Regions from separate parts of the Homo sapiens genome. Here region 2 is linked to region 1. A link is a loop called in an ENCODE intact Hi-C map of the cell type or tissue named here. Cell type or tissue: heart right ventricle. All regions are shown on one strand. Each heading gives the region's core, and the rest is flanking DNA. Links, peaks and the distances in the headings are about the cores only. Region 1 has its middle 9.7 kb from the start of FLJ20712. Region 2 overlaps BBS9 (Bardet-Biedl syndrome 9).

Region 1 (9,211 bases), core at 629-8,628:
GCCTAATTGCTTTCTATCCCATGAATTCTTATTAAATGGGAAAACTTGATACTGCATATTTACTGTTGAGTGTTGTGCAGAAGAGCATGGAAACATGGCCAAATGCTAGGTTCTGATCAGAAAATATGCTAGACTTGTATAATGACCACAGCATTGAAATGATTACAGTTTGCCTTTCTGAGTTCCCACTACATCATTTCTCAAGACCTGCTTATGGGTGTGGTATCCATTCTACAGATCAAGAAACTGAACTATAAAGATAGGCCAGATAGAATCTGCTTATGGATATTGAGCAAAACATCTGCTGAACCAATCCAAAAGGTTATGACATCTTGATCCGCCTCACCATCATTCTTCGGAAAACAAAGTGAGATTCAAGAGAGAAAACAAAAGTGGAAACAGAAGGTCCAAACAAAGCAGGAGTTCCCTTGATCTAATAAGCGCCCAGTGTCCTTTAGGGTACTCTTTGAGAGAAAAGAGATTTCCATGCGGTGGAAGGAACTAGTTAAATCCAAGCAAACATTTGCTACCAGCCAAGATTACTTAGTAGAGAATGCAATCTACTTTTACAAAGAGCATTTGAAAATGTGTAACATCTTCTCACTTGTTGCTGACAGCAAAGCTGTGAATATGGTCTTATTACTGCCATTTTCCAGACAAGGAAACAGATGCTTGGAGAAGGTACCTTGCCCAATGTCATACCACTAATAAGCAATAAAGCCAGACCACCCAGCAACCCAGTTGTTCTGAATCCAGGTCCAGTGCTCTTTGCCTTACATTTCAGAAGTTCTTACATGGACAAGGTAACCAGATCCTGCATCATTGAACAACAAAGGAAACATTGATCCAAAGGGATCTGAACGTGCCCTAGGAGAACTGACTTTTAAGAGAATATTCACTCAACAACTCCCCAAAGTATTCAAACAAGATGAAAATGGCAGGGGGGTTCTAGGGCGAGGAATCACTGAAGGGGCCTATTCTGGGCCAGGAGGGGTTCTAGAAGCCTTTCCCAATGAACCCCTTAGGGCTGGTGTCTTTTCAAGATGGAACTCTTGTGTTCACTCTAGCATGGGCTCAGGGTGTGCACTGGGACCTTGGACCCTGAAGCCTTACAGAAAAGCCCTGGGATGTTTCAGGCCTCCTGCCATACCAGGATCTGGTCCAAAGGGGTACAAACCTGGGCCTCATGTTCTCCCAGGATCATTCACAGAGACCCAGACTCCTGCTCTCTGTCACATCTGCACTTACAGAGCTGGGCCTCAGGAGGTGAAGTGGGGACAAGACAACATCCCCAGGTGTTGACTCCAGCTTAGGCTCAGGATCGGGAGCCCTGGCCACAGCCAAATGACTTGCCCCGGCCAACACAGTCATAAGCACAGATGATCACACCCCAGGCTAAAAAGGCGGAAAACCAGTAGGCAAGGAAACCGTTTTGTCATCCAAGGACAATAAAGTTTATGTATTCCCAGATGTGGGTCCTCCCACTTAATCAAAGCAGAGGCCCATTCCCGTGAAAAGAGCTTTTCTCCAGCAAAATGGGAAGGCAACTTCTTTGGGGCTAAATTTAGACTTCACCCACAGGCAAAGGGCTCCAGTTCTTCTGGGCTGTCAACAGAACAAGCAAATGGTTCAGTGTCCCAGCTGGCTACAGCCAGCTCCAGAGCCAAGTCAGCATGAGTCTGAAATGTTCCAAGCCTAGGAGTGTGGGCTGTGCAGTCCCTGGGGCCAGGCTCTGCTCCAGGCTGGATCACATCTTGGAGGGTATGCAGCTTTGGTCACTCTGCTGATGTGTCAGCCTGTTTGCTTTCCCCACCAAGGAGTAGCAGCCCAATACCCACTACTCCGCAGAGCAGGCTCAGAGTTACAGAGGATGCAAGGTGCAAGAAGGCCTTTGCCTTTAAAACTTTCTTAGAGATATCCTGGGAATCATCACTGAGAAGGCGATGCTTTGCAAAAGGACCAAATCAGTATACAGGACATTATGGCTCCAGAGAAGTCAAGATAAATGACCTACAGTCACATAGAGCTTCAGTGGAAAAGTTGAGGTTTTTTCCCTGGGGCAGGGCCCCTTCGATCTGAAGCTTGCAGTGTCCTCTCCCTACATCAGCACTTTTTCTTAGTGGCCCCAAAGCCATCATGGCAAAATATTAAGAGGCATGCCCTGTCCTGGGGAGAAGTGAGTATGGTCTCTACTTAAAAAAAAAAAAAAAGTTTGTTATTTCTCGGCTTGGCCAAGCTGGCATTTTCCCAAAGGTGCCCTAAAGTAAAGATCTGGCTTCCCATCCTTAACTCTCAGGAAGTATATGCCAGCACGTCACAACGTGGTCACGAACTCGCTACTGCCAAACCTAATCACAACGTACACCAGGTGAAACTGGGTGAGACTTGGATGGGGAATGATAATCAGAATTTACTGTATCCTTCCCAGTCAGCATTCCTATAGATATGATCCAAGATTGTTTAGGGAGTAAAACAAGATAAAAATTCACCCCAAAACATGCCTCATACTGCATAGACACAGCTCCAATGGTGTTTCCTTAGAAGCCTCTGGCTGGTAGAGCAAACCACCGTTTCCACTGAGCTGCCATGGCCCTGTGCTCTTGGCTGGGTTACACCACCTACTCCTCTGTAAACATTAATGACCTACATTGGTATCCCCCAGAGACTGGGAGTTATTCCAAGGAAGGGTCCTGGTTTTTTCTCATTTTGAATCTCTAACTCCAGGGTATAGTAGGCTTTCTATAGACATGGGATAAGTGAGTGAATGACTGATACTCAAATGTGTAAACATTCTTGTTTAAATATCATGGTGTTCTCCTTAATAAAAGGGGCTGGTGTGAAGCTAAGGTTAATAGAGTTCCATCAAAAAAAGAAGTATTGGCCGAGTGCGGTGGCTCATGCCTGTAATCCCAGCACTTTGGGAGGCCAAGGTGGGCGGATCACAAGGTCAGGAGTTCGAGACCAGCCTGACCAATATGGTGAAACCTCATCTCTACTAAAAAGACAAAAAAATTAGCCAGGTGTGGCGGCACATGCCTGTAATCCCAGCTACTCGGGAGGCTGAGGCAGGAGAATTGATTGAACCCAGGAGATGGAGGTTGCAGTGAGCCGAGATCACGCCACTGCACTCCAGCCTGGCAACAGAGTGAGTCTCCATCTCAAAAAAAAAAAGCATTCCAGGACGGCACAGCCACCCCTCTCTACCCTGTGATGAAACAAACACCATCCTCTTTAAAGTGAGTAAGCAAATGTTAATATTTGATTATTCCCCAGCTGGCTTTTGTTAAATGGAAAAAACTGGGCTACCTTGTGTATCTCTTTCTTTCTGCTTATCCTGAGGTGTGGGTGCTGCTTTACCCTGGTGGGTCCCCTGGCAGCAGGGTTAAGCAGTATATCAAAAATCCATCCTGATTCAAGAACCAGAGACAGAAAAGAAAAAAACCCAGCTGCCCTTACTTTCTGGAGTAAAGTGCCTCAGCAACTTCCCAGTCTGTCTGTCCCTACACCAATGACCTGCCTGCTGATACACACTGTGGGGAAGTCAGACTGTACCAGATAGACTCCAGAGGTCAGCTTAACAACTCTCTCCACCAGTCCTAGGGTGAAATACACACAGCGACAGTCTAGCAAGGAGGGAATATAGGAATCACCTCAAAGAGTGACAGAATTCTCAGAGAACCTAATCAAACACAAGCAATTACACTATCTTCTAATGCCAGTGTCAAGAAAAGAGAAGCATGCTTGTATCATCACTCCTGAGCCAAATTTTGCACTGCATCTCACCCAGGCAACCAGGAAGGGAGGACAAGAATGCAAATCCCATTGAAATAATAAGTAAATAAAATCACTTTCTTTCACAGCAGCCAGACATTTCTAAGAGGTTTGTGCTAAGGCAATGTACTGAACAAAAATACTGGGAAGGAATTGCTGAATGGAAGAATGATTAGGGTGGATGAGCGTGTTTCCTTTAAAAATAAAGACATATAAATGATCATAAGTTGCCATGCATATTTCAACTTGATGTTTAAAGACATTGTACTTAGCAGGTAGGAACTGTTGCCCTCTACTGGCTGGAATGTCATAAGAATGCCAAGATTTCATATTTGCAGTTGCCTGGATGCTTTTTATCCTTCCAAGGGTGCAGATGGTCATGATGATGGTGAAAATGATGATGAAGGAGAAGGAGGGAAGCAGGAGAGAGAAGGAGGAGGTGATAACCATGGCAATAAGAATCCCTTAGATTTATACAGCACTTTAGTGTCTTACAAAGTACATTCACACAAACTGACTTACTTGAGCATCACAGTTATCTTGTGAAGAAGGTGATGTTGCAAATGAGATGACTTTGGCAAAGAAATTAGATCAGTTCCTACAGATACCAAGACAGTAAGAGGCAGAGCTGAAGTTCTGACTCAGGCTTTCTAAGTCCAAGCCCTGGAATGGTTTCCCTTCACTCTATTTATTTGGCAAGCTCTATTTATATTTACTTAAATCCAGTCTTTTGGGGAGAGCTTTTACAAATCTCTTTTCTGTATTGAAGATAGAATTCACTAACACATTTATTCACAAACATTATTATACACCTGTCCCGTGTCTGGCCCTTCAATTGTAAACTAGGGAATAGCAGAGAACAAGGCAAAGTCTACCTCTTATGAAGCTCTCATGGGGCAGTCAACAAACAAGGGAACAAATCAATGAGGATCATAATGTCAGAGAGTGGTTCGAAGGCAATAGGACAAGGTGAAGATTTACAATGGCTCCAAGGTGAAAATGAACTTAGCCGATGACCAATTTTGGTAGCTAGAATTTTTTCAGACAGGTGACTTCTAACAGAAAAGGACCAGCCTTGGTCTTCCTAAATATAAGTCTGGAAATCATAGGAAGATATCAGAGGGGTGAACTGGAGATGGTCAGTTTTGCAGACACCCCTTTAAGAAACCTCTGAAGTAGGTAGGTAGGAAAGACCTCTCCTTGAAATATGTATATTGTTCTATTAACTAAGATTCAGAGAGCTCATTTCTAAAAGATCTGCATGACTGATATTCATTTAAATGTATTCAGCCAGTTATATGACTCATGCAGCTTTATATACATAAATATCTAAAACCTGAAAACAACCCAAATTTCAACTGGTGAATGGTAACACAAAGTGTGGTGCATCCATACCATGGAATACTACCCAGCAACAAAAAAGGAACGAACTGTTGATACATGCAACAACTTGGATGGAGCTCAAGGGAATTATGCTAAGTGAAGAAAAGCCCATCTCAAAAGATTACACACTGCATGATTCCACTGATATAGCATTTTCAAAATGGCATTGCTGTAGAGATGGAGTGCAGGGGAGTGGTTGCTAGTGCATAGAAAAGAGGAGGAGCATGTGACTACAAGGAGGAATACAAGGTGCTTTCCCCCATAGTGACAGCATAGCTCTGGAACTTGATGTGGTGGTAATTATACGAATCTATATATGTGATAAAACATCATGGAATTAGATACAAAAATATACAAAAATGAGCGGATGTGAACACTGGTGAAATAAGAGTAAGAGCTGTAATCCAGTTGATGATCTGGAGCCAATCAATGTCCTTGCTTCATGATGTAAGAAGTCATCATTGGGGGAAACTGGATGATAGGTACTCGGGACCTCTGCACTACTGTGACAACTTATTGTGGTCCATAGTGATTTCAAAAGAAAAAGAGAGGGAAGACGAAAAGAAGACAAAGATGAAGAAAAAGCGAGGACAGGAGGAGGAGGAGCTGCTGGAGGAGAAGCAGGAGGAGCAGGAGCAGGAGAAGCAGGAGGATGAACAGGAGGAGCAAAAGGAGGAGGAGGAGGAAGAACAGGAGGGGCAGGAGGAGTAGCAGGAGGAGGAGGATAAGCAGGAGCAAAAGGAGGAGGAGAAAGAGGAGGAGGAGCAGGAGGAGGAAGAGAAAGAGAAGGAGGAGGAGCAGGAGGAGGAAGAGGAGCAGAAGGAGGAGAAGCAGGAGAACAAGGGTCAGGAGGAGGAAGAAGAGTTGGAGGAGGAGGAGCAGAAGGAAGAGGAGCAGGAGGACGAGGAGCAGGAGGAGGAGAAAGAGAAGGAGAAGGAGCAGGAGGAGGAGGAGAAAGAGGAGGAGGAGCAGGAGGAGGAAGAGGAGCAGAAGGAGGAGGAGCAGGAGGAGGAGGAGCAGGAGGAGGAAGAGGAGCAAGAAGAGGACAAGGAGCAGAAGGAAGAGGAGCAGGAGGATGAGGAGCAGGAGGATGAGGAGCAGGAGGAGGAGAAAGAGAAGGAGGAGTAGCAGGAGGAGAAGGAGCAGGAGGAGAAGGAGCAGGAGGAGGAGGAGCAGGAGGAAAAGGAACAGCAGGAGCAGGGCCAGACAGCCAGGGCCCCTAGACCCAGCAGCCAGAGCTCTAGTACAGGTGTCGCTGGGATCTCCATGGCAGCTCACATGGCAGCCTCTCCCAGTGCTAGGGCTGCAGCAGAAAGAGCCTGGGGAGGAGATGGACTCAGGCACCCACCTTGAGGGCACTTAGGAGAGCACCTGGCGGGGGCTGGTGCCGCTGCTGGGTGTGGGGGCAGTCACCTCTGAAAATGCGTGTTTTTATATTAAATGGAGGGATTGGATTAGGTGGGTCTCAGGACTATTCCATGCCTAATATTCCGCATTTCCAGGAGTCGCCTAAGCGAATCTGGTCACCGTGATTCAGCATTCACTTGTGCTGCTTGCTCTGTTTCCTGATAGCCAAAGTGAAATCACCTATTTTTTGTGCCAAGTGTTGACACTCATCATAGACAGCTTGTGTTATTGACTATAGTTTTATTTGAATATCTTGTCCCACAACTAAATTATAAATTCCTTTTGAGGCCATAACTGCCTATTATTTGTGACCCTTGGTGTCTTTCACATAGCAGGTCTAACTGCAGAGTTTATAATAATTGAACAGAGCTCAGTGACTAAAAAAATTAAAAGTTCCAGTTGAAAATATTGATATATTTGACCATTTTTTTAAAGTTAAAAGTTTTGTAGGATAAAAATCACCACCAAGCCAAAAAATTAATGGCAAATTGGACAACATATTTGTAAAGATAACAGGACAGATGTGAATAAGCAATGCACAAAACAAAAACGACAAATGGCCAATAAGTACATCGATAGACATTCAGTCCCATCCTTATCAAAGACATTAACATTAAAACAATGAGATGTGGCCGGGCGCAGTGGCTCACGCCTGTAATCCCAGCACTTTGGGAGGCCGAGGTGGGTGGATCACGAAGTCAGGAGATCAAGACCATCCTGGCTAACACGGTGAAACCCCGTCTCTATTAAAAATACAAAAAATAAGCCAGGCACTGTGGTGGGCGCCTGTAGTCCCAGCTACTCAGGAGGCTGAGGCAGGAGAATGGCGTGAACCCGGGAGGTGGAGCTAGCAATGAGCTGAGATCATGCCACTGCACTCCAGCCTGGGCGACAGAGCAAGACTCTGTCTCAAAAACAACAACAACAAAAAAAAAAACAATGAGATGCTAGCTTTTTGTTTTTAATTTGTTTTTATCTATTAGATCAGCAAAAATTAAAATGAATTACAATATATAACATTAGCAAGGATGTGGAGAAATAGACATTCTCATTAACTGCTAATAGGACCATAAATGAAGGTGGTGGGCTTGGAGTAAAATTTGTTGGTAGATAACAAAAGTCTTTAAAATGTGCCCAGTAGTTCATGACTTAGGGATTTATCTTAAAAATAATAATCCGGGAACAAACATACAGAAGAATAGTAATTGAATAACTGCCTGGAAGAGTATAAATTTGGAAATAAGCTAATTTTTCATTAACAGAAGAATGAATTGATAAATAGGAGTGTTTTTTATCTAGTGGAATATTATATCATAGTTTTAATGAATAAACTAGAACTACATGGATAAATCTCTAAAATACACTGTTGATGCCAAAGATCAGGTTGGAGAAGAAAATATATAGTATAATAGCATCTGTATAAATCTTAAAAACACAGAAAACATTATTATTTTGTCCACTACATATGGTTCATGGATATGCAGCAAAGTTATAAAATGGCTGTAAAAGATACTCATCAACTTCAAAATTGTGTTTGAAGGAGAAGGATGAGAATATTGTTTGTATGATGTTTTGGTGCCTTTAAAAAAAATGGTTGAATTAAATGAGAAAATGCATGTATGGCCTTTGGTGTAGTATCTGACTAAATAAATAGAAATATCAACTATTAACATAATGTTGCTACCTAAGTATATATTTATACGTATGTACTTATAACTTACTATTCTTGTGTATGTCTCCTTGTTCCCCAATTATTATTTTTTAAGACAAATCCATAAGTGATGAATTCTTAGGCACATTTTAAAAAATTTATTTACTTTCAAATTTTAGTCCATCTCTACCCCCTTCACTTACGGTCTGACTGGCAGGTTATGAGTATAGTCTAAGAGGGAGGCTTTGAACTTTACGGGGAAGAATACAGAATGAAAAGTAATGCTTAAGGTTGAGCATGAAAAAAGGGGAAATATGTGTTGAGGTGCTTCCTTCAACAGGAAGGAATTGTGCTAGATGTGTGCCATCCATTGTCTCCTCGAGTCCTCACAGCAACCTATGTCACAATTTTATTGGGCCCATTTCCCTCACTGGGAAACTGAGGCTCAATTACTAGATTATGTAATTTGGACAAAATTATAGCTCTATCAGTGGAAGATCAGGGATGTAAATACGAGCTTGTTTGACGCCAAACCTTAGGTTCTTTACATTGGATCACAGTGAGTTGAGAAGTAAAGAAATAAAGGAAGTTTCTACACAGATGCTGGAAGGGTTTACAAAGAAAGTCAGGGTGACATGGGCCTGCACCTCACCATATCTTGGACTGGATTTGCCATTGTATTTCCTGCTAATGTATTCTCAGAAGCTGTCCCAGGGCTGGGGACTGTGTCGTTGACCTATTAAACAAACATCCCTGCTGACAAATGTGGAGGCTGCCAAGATGGGATGCAGAGTAAGTAGGAAGCTGACAGTAGATCCCAGCACCCATGGTCTAATCAGCAGGATTTCCAGCAAAGCTCTCAGTCCCCCAGGGTCACAGGGCTCCCTGGTTCCTAGCTTTGCAGAAGCCAAACAAGAGTGTGAATGATAAGTAGATAAGGACTGCCTAGCATGAAAAACAAAGCCCAGGATTTGGGACTTTGCAGGGGACACGCGATCT
Region 2 (8,000 bases), core at 1-8,000, 270 kb after region 1:
TACTTCTCAAACAAAAGTGGAGTCCTGCTAGTAATGAAATTAGATAACATGTAGGCAACCCACAGAACCTGAACAACATATATCCATCTTTCCTTATTCATTGAAATCAGCTCTAATTCTTTAATTGTTTGGAACTTTCCAAAAATAACCTGCTATATACCAAGGGCAAAAGCCATCAAAAGTCAGCATTTGTGTGATTTTAAAATCACAGGAATTCTGTAACAGATACACGACCCATAGCAGCCTTCTCAGATCATTAACCTAATCATTCCGCAGGCATCAAATAAATATTTAACACCCTGATAGTAAACTTCTCTAAATCAACACTAAATATTTCTAGTAGCAGATACGTATTTTAAAAAGTCTTTTTGGAAACAGTTGGATGACTAACCTAACAAGCATTAAATCAGATCTAAAACTTCTATATGCAAATTTTTTAATGTCAGGACAATATTCAAAGCCTATTCAAAGTCCACTGAAGCCATGACTCCTAAAAAGGCTGATTATTTGTTATTACTTAATGTATTAAGTACTGCAAATGCTCAGTGTAATGAGTTTGTCCTCTGAAATCCTAGGTCTAACCAAACTGTCTTCCTCTGACATCTATTTCTTTGAGAGGTGCCCACTATGATTGCTTCCCCGCAGCTTCCGTAATTAATTGTGGATCTCAAGCCTCTTGTTGTGATATCAATCTGGGGCCATCTGGCCTAGAAGTGAAGGGAGAACACTACCAATCAGGAAAAAGTGGTATATTCTGGTTTGTTTCTTCTTGCACATCTTTAACAAACTTTGTTTTCCTATTTCTTCCTCCATGATAATGTGTAAGAAACACAATCCTAAAAATACTTGCATGGCCTTTGGATGGATGCTTCTAAGGCCTGATCCTTCAATAATGTAACATACTTCTTTGATTATCATATAAATTCATTAGTTTCTTTCCCACCTATCTAAACTATTAAACCTTCTCTTGGTGGCAGAACTTGCCACCTTTAGCCAATCTAGGGTGAAATGAGCCTAGCAGTCAACTCAGACTGAATCTGTTCTCCACATATTCAGGCTTTGTCCAGATGCCAGCCGGAAGCCCTCTGAAGTGCTCAACATCAGAATCGAATTGGGGATTGGTGTGCTTCAGACAAAGGAAATGGAAAAGCAAACAACCCAATTTCTTTCGCTAATATTGCTCACTACTCACTCCATAGCATGTTAGTGAATAGGCTGACCATGAAAAATGTTGTCTCATCTTTGATGAATGAAAGAACTGCAGATAAGACAATGAAAATGGCAAGAATTAAGCTGCTTTCTCATTTAATCACTTTCTACCTTTTCTGGGGCAAATACCAAGCTTCCAACTTTAAATAAACCTTAAATGAAGGCCTCATTCTCTTTTAGATAGGTTGTTTGATCATGGCAATAGGCAGGTGTGAAATTGATACCTCATGTTTGCCTGCTTTTAGACTTGATATAATGAAGTTATGACATCTTACATTGTAAGGGAATTTCAAGCTTTTTCAAAAAAAACAGATTTAACATTTGGTTTAATTAATAATATTGCTTAATAATTAAATGTTAACTTAATATTTACTATCAAGATATTAACCAAATGGCAATACTATGGACTAAGAATTGTACCTTAATATTAGACATAGAAGCACAGGAACTTTTGGCTCTAGTAAATTATTCTCTTTGCTCTCAAAGACTGAATTTTTAAGGCCTCCTTTACTCACCTGTAAAGTGTTGTGACTATGATTCCATGATGAAAGAGTTTTGTTGTTGCTGTTGCTATTTTAATCTTAAGGAACCATATTTTAGATCTCTCACTCTCAAATCAAATAAATTTAAGCTTGGAGTTTTTGTTCTTAATATATTACTTGAAAGAATGATAATACAATTATACATTTTCTGCTTCAAAAATCTATTAATATCTGTATTAGTCCGTTTTCACACTGCTCTAATGATACTACTTGAGACAGGGTAATTTATAAAGAAAGGTATAACTGACTTACAGTTCCACATGGCTGGGGAAGCCCTAGGAAACTTAAAATCATGGTGGAAGGTGAAAGGGAAGCAAAACCTTCTTCACATGGTGGCAGGAAAAAAAGAAGTGCAAGTAGGAGAAATGCCAGATGCTTATAAAACCACCAGATTTCATGAGAACTTACTATCACGAGAACAGCATGGGGGAACTGCCCCCATGATCCAATCACCTCCCACCAGGTCCCTCCCTCAACACATGGGGATTATGGGGATTACAATTCAAGATGAGATTTGGGCGGAGACACAGCCAAACCATATCAATATCATTTAGATGGATTAAAATAGTTTCAACAATGTGATAAGCAGTTTAATAAACAGAGAACATTCCAACTAATGGAGGACAACACAAACTTTTTATACCTCAATTTCTCAATCTGGTCACTGAGGTCTTATTATAAAATTTAACTTTATGCATCAACATACAAGTAGTTTACTAAGTAGATATTTACCATGATGTACTGGCATTTCTGACATAAATGCAATACATGTGTTCCTGCAAAACTTCATGTTTTGCAAAATTGCTATGAAAATAACAGGGCTTATGAGGGAAAAGGGATTATGAGCAGAGCACTCAAAACTTATGCAATTCTGTAATCAGAGCATTAGCTAAAATAATAACAGTTCTAATAGGAATATTAGCACAGTTCAATCTCCGCTAGCATTTGCATTCAGCAGTTAGTCAATGCTTAAAGGCCTGAAAACCCAGGCTCTGCTTCCTCCTACAGGATGTAGGTCCTTACACAGATTCTCCAAGAGAGACCGGTTCCATCAAAATTTAAAATGTGACCTAGGGATGTAACTTATTGTACAGCCTTGTTCCTCTTCTTCTTCCTCTCCTTTCTCCACTCACTTCCCCTCAACATACATGTACTATTTTTCTAAATGCGGGGAAAGATGCACTCTGCCCTCCCAACTTCCCTAGACAGCTGAAAATTATGGACAATCCAGCCATTTTGGAAGCAACTAAACCAGCCACTACTTGCCCTAAAATAAGAGCTTTCGCAAAATTTTCAACTGTATTTTAAGGTCTGCATATATTGATAAGGCTTTGTCTTCAGTTGTGAGCAGGGAGAATAGATTATACTGGGCATGTCCTCTCCACCAGCGACAGACTCCAAAGCATGAGCTAGAGCTCCTAGAATAAAAAGCAGTTAGTTGACCTCCCATCATGCGATGTTCTGGGCTCTTACTTAAGATCACTAAGCCTTGACCCTGGCATAAATCCAAGCAGCACTCATTTAGTACACGTTCTTTGGAGCCAAGACATCTGTGTGTTGTAATAACATGCTACAAAAGAGTGTTTATATCTCATTTTAGTATAATGTGAACATTTAACTATTGCAAATCAGCTTTCTATAATGACTAGTCCTTACTTAAAAGATTTATTATATTTCCAATTAAAGTCCTTAGCAGTACACAACAAATTTATATGAACTGATTAAGCTGTTCATTATGGCAGCTCCAGAAGTGCTTAATACAGTAGTTAACCACATTGGAAAACAGAAAAATTTAAAATAATCTATATCATGTAAAATAACTAATCATATTTAGTGACTACTTCCAAATAACTTTTTTCATTTTTATCTCCCTAATAGAGTTACCGTTCTTCAAAACTGACAATAAAGAAACAGTTTAAGAATAGAGAATGATCCTTGAGGTATCAAGATGCAGAATGATTTGGATTTGGGGAAGCACTTCTCTAAGCCCCCATCTAAGACAGCAACAGTGGTGGGCATCTCTATTCTGAGGGTCTAGTGAAATACAGATGTGCAAGGTCATATCCTGACCCAATATGCTGCACCACAGGTATCACCCTTCAAAAGGCAAAGTTGAAATTCTGGCTAGGGTTGCCTCAGGGGGAAAGAAGAGGAGAGCAATTATCCTTCAAACCTGAGGAGGTAATGGGAAAGGTCATTTCAGAGGTCAGAGGACCAATTCAAACAGCTCATCAATTCAAACACCTTCACTGATTTTTAAAACTATTCTACTGTGGTGAGCACAGTTTGAGCTCCCTGTTTCGGTAACTCATAAACTCCCACTGATGACTTCTTTTCTCAGGCATTCACTTTATTGCCTTAAACTTGTCTCAAGTAAAGTAATTTTTTAAAAGTTATAATTCATGGTCACACAGAAGGGGTCTGGTGTCATATGTAACCCATTTTGGCGTGATTACAAATCCATGCTTGCTAAGACTACAAGAGAATGCCAAGATGAACTTCTTACAGGTACAATAGAAGATCAACAAGTTATTTTCATCTTTTTTATTACAAAAACTGCACGCTTATGTGTAATAGGGATTCCAAAGTAAAGCAAAATGTCAAGTCTCTTTGTAGCAATTATTTCACACTGATCAAACAATTTTACATGCAGTTCTATGCAGTATTAATAAAAGCATGTACAATTGATATATTGTCCTTGAGAGACAATTTTTAAAGCATGGAGTCCATAGGGAAGAAAAATATAGGGGTTTCCCGGTGGGAGTGAAGGGCATGAAAGACAGCATATCTGGATTTAAGAGAATCCCAGTGACAAAATTAGTCCTCCACTAGCTACGTCTCAGAATATGAAGGAATTAACTTTTCCAGATTTCTCTTTATGAACAAGCAGACATAATGACAAGCAAGTCTCCTTTTCCATTTCCATCTTTCTATCAAACAAAAATCAAGTCATTCTCATGAACAGTTAGGATTGAAGGGTTTGGGTTTTAAGATATTTGGCTTAAAACAAGTTCCATTTTTACCAAAATCAATCTCCAATTCATAAATTCTTGGTAATGGTGCCAGTTCTACTACAAAGTAGTCATAATTTTTCACAGAAATGAGTACATGATCTACCCATTTAGCCATATACAAGGTGTGACAGTACAATAATGAGACCGATTCCATAAGCCAGTCATAAAAACCAAGTCCATTAACTTTTCATACATGACATATAAGATGCCAAATATGCTTTATGTTTCCAATAGACTTCCTCAGTTTTCAAAGCTATTTCTAAGGAGTGTTTTTTTCTTTCTGTCTATATTTACACAGTGTGAAAATTGGACAAGGACCAATGCAGGTAATGGCTGCTTATAACTATAAGCAGACCTGGGTTAACTAAAGAAATCTGATAAACACCAAGCTAATGAGACCAAAAAAAAGGTGATCACATTATGCTTAATGCATACACCTTCTTTGAGGAACAATAATCCTTATACTTGGCACATTTATAGTGGAGCTTCCCATCATCACTGTTGATTTGTGAGGTGCTAATTAGCTTTTCTTTCTCAATCAGAAGAAAGTAATAATTTGTCAGATCAGAATGCACTTGCTTCCATTTTAATCAATTGTAAAACTTTAGCTTACTATTTTAAAAAACACTTTCTAACATTATTAATGTTCACCCCTCAATTCCACTACAAACGTAATAATTTGATGAAATGTTTCCAAAGTACTTCAAATACATGCCACTGATACTTTCTTGAGAACATTTATTTTTAAAAGTTCATATCTGTATTCTACAAACAACTTACACACCACAAACCACACTGCTCATTCTCTATGATTTATTTTACAGCCTGAATTATGCAAAATATTGTTATCTAAATCTCTTTCCTGGTCTTTGGCAAACATAATATGATAATTAGTATCAAGGGCGTTTAGACCAAGTGTTCATGGATTCAACTGTCAAACTGACTGAAAGTGGAAATTTCTTAGAAGCATACGCCAGCAGTCAGGCACGGTGGCTCACACCTATAATCCCAGCACTTTGGGAGGCCAACGTGAGCGGATCACCTAAGGTCAGGAGTTTGAGACCAGCCTGCCCAACATGGTGAAACCCTGTCTCTACTAAAAATACAAAAATTAGCCAGGCATGGTGGCGGGTGCCTGTAGTCCCAGCTACTGGGGAGGCTGAGGCAAAAGAACGGCTTGAACCCAGGAGGTGGAGGCTGCAGTGAGCCAGGATCATGCCATTGCACTCTGGCCTGGGTGACAAAGTAAGACTCTGTCTCGGGAAAAAAAAAAAAAAAAGTATATGCCAGGGATGGTTGAAAACATTGCTGTAATTGATGGGCAATCTTTGAGATAACCTATAAAAGGAATTCCTTTAACACATCCTAAACTTTCTGAGCTCCACAAGAGTCCAAGTCCTCATAATGGATTCTTAGGAAAGAAATCAAATCAAAAAGGTAATGAGATAAAACAAAAGTCATGAAAGCATACATTAGTTGCAATTAAATGGGTTAACAACCATGCAAACATTAACTTCCTGATTTAATAGAGATATTATAAATATAAGTGCAAATGTGGGTTTTCAAGCTTCATGTGTTATTAACCAGAATGCTCAAGATCTCAGAAAGAACATTCTAAAGAAATAGACATAATTTATGTAGTAATAATCCAAAATATCATTAAATGATGAATTAAGTTTCCACAAGGTATTATTGTGATTTTCATTTTATGAATAGATGAATTAAAACAATGAACATAAAAAATGAATATTAAATATTTTTTGCAAATCAATCTAGCGTCTCGCCTCAGTTTGCATCCTGCTCTGTCTGAGCCCTTGGGGATATGGTTTCCAAGATTTGAAAGATTGAAAGACCTTTCTCCCCACCCTTTTATTTTATTTTTTTTTTTTGGCCATCTACAGCTCATCCTTTCCCCAAAACCCAGCTCATACACACAAATAGGGAGCATTCCTGGATTGACTCCACTCCAGCCTATGTTGATGATTCTTTTACTCTGCTTTCTCTCACAATTAGATATTCTACTTGTTATATAACAATCTATATCCACTCGATTATTGCTTTCATGCTTAGTAATTTTTTCCATTTAAACATTTTTCTTATTTTATTATTTCTGTTGAAGTGTTCGGAAAATGCACAGATTTTAAGTTCTCAGTTCAATGAATTCTGACAAATATATCTACCTGTATAACCAATACCCCACTAAAAATATGGAATATTTCTATCACCCTTCAAAGTTCTCACATTTCTTTTTCTAGTTAATGCCTCTCCCTCCCCAAAAGCAACCATTCTTCTAACTTCTATTGCTGTTGATCATGCCCATTTATTAAATTATAAATTATATCACTGCTAAATGGCATACACCATGCACTAGATCTTATGCTTCATATGAGCTTGGGCTACCTCGTGCAATGGTATACTGATGGACTCTGAAATTTTTCCATATTCAAAAATTCCCTATGTCCAACATCAACTAACTTAATGTGCTGTGATTCAGTACGTTTTTAGGTTCTTAATAAATGACTTGTTTAGGAATGAAATTCAAAATTCTGGCAGCTTCCCTTTCTTGACCTCAAACCTTTAAGCACTGCCTCAATAAACCTGAGTGCAGCCCCTCAAAATTGTAAGCTGTGGCCCATGACCTTCCATGTGCTACACAGTAGCATCCCCACCAAGCACCATTGCATATTTAATAAATTTTATCTGTTAAAAGGAATGCCCCCAGCTGTCATGCATTTATGAATATTTAAAACTACCCTTTCTTTAGAAAACAAAAGCCAGTAAGAAAATAGGGATGACTGTTACTCTGTGCTGAACTAAGAACATATACCATGTACTGATGAGGGCAAAAGAGACCAAAAGAATGTTAGGCATCATTTAGAAAAATATTGATAACACTAATATCTCAAATTTGTATGGTACGTTATAACTTACAATGCACCTTCAAATAAGTTAAATTACACAACTCTATGAGATAAGCTTTATTATTTCCAACCTTCAATGGATGGAACTATGGCTTAGAATTTTTATGAGTCTTTTCCAAGATCAAGAGTTTTCATAAGTGTCTTTTCCATGATCACAAAGCTGGAAAACCGCCAGCCCTAACGTCTAAGCCTTTTTGCATCACACTGCAAGGAAACATTACCTTATTTCATATCAAATTTCTCCTGGTATACAGTGTACTGCTCTAGACAAGCATCTCACGCAAAACCCAAACACTAAGGTTGACTCACTTGCC

The links. A loop is a pair of places that touch in the nucleus more often than their neighbours do. Peaks named below come from ENCODE experiments on the same cell type or tissue, not always from the same donor. Only the 100,000 strongest peaks of a DNase experiment are listed, where the experiment ranks them.
Region 2: a loop joins it to region 1, with 2.2 times the contacts of the local background. A loop is called at or near these places in 2 of 110 quality-filtered maps.

The regions. Positions count from the first base shown.
Region 1 is chr7:33,711,644-33,720,854 of GRCh38, reverse strand. No RefSeq gene overlaps it. Among named protein-coding and RNA genes, the nearest start is that of FLJ20712, 9.7 kb to the left of the region's middle. In heart right ventricle, for the core only: a CTCF peak has its summit at 4,063 (motif pointing left); a DNase peak (open chromatin) is centred at 1,684; H3K27ac peaks cover 442 bases; H3K27me3 peaks cover 286 bases.
Region 2 is chr7:33,439,935-33,447,934 of GRCh38, reverse strand. All of the region lies in intron 19 of BBS9 (Bardet-Biedl syndrome 9), which reads right to left. Among named protein-coding and RNA genes, the nearest start is that of FLJ20712, 280 kb to the left of the region's middle. In heart right ventricle, for the core only: no CTCF peak of the experiment used is centred there; a DNase peak (open chromatin) is centred at 3,209.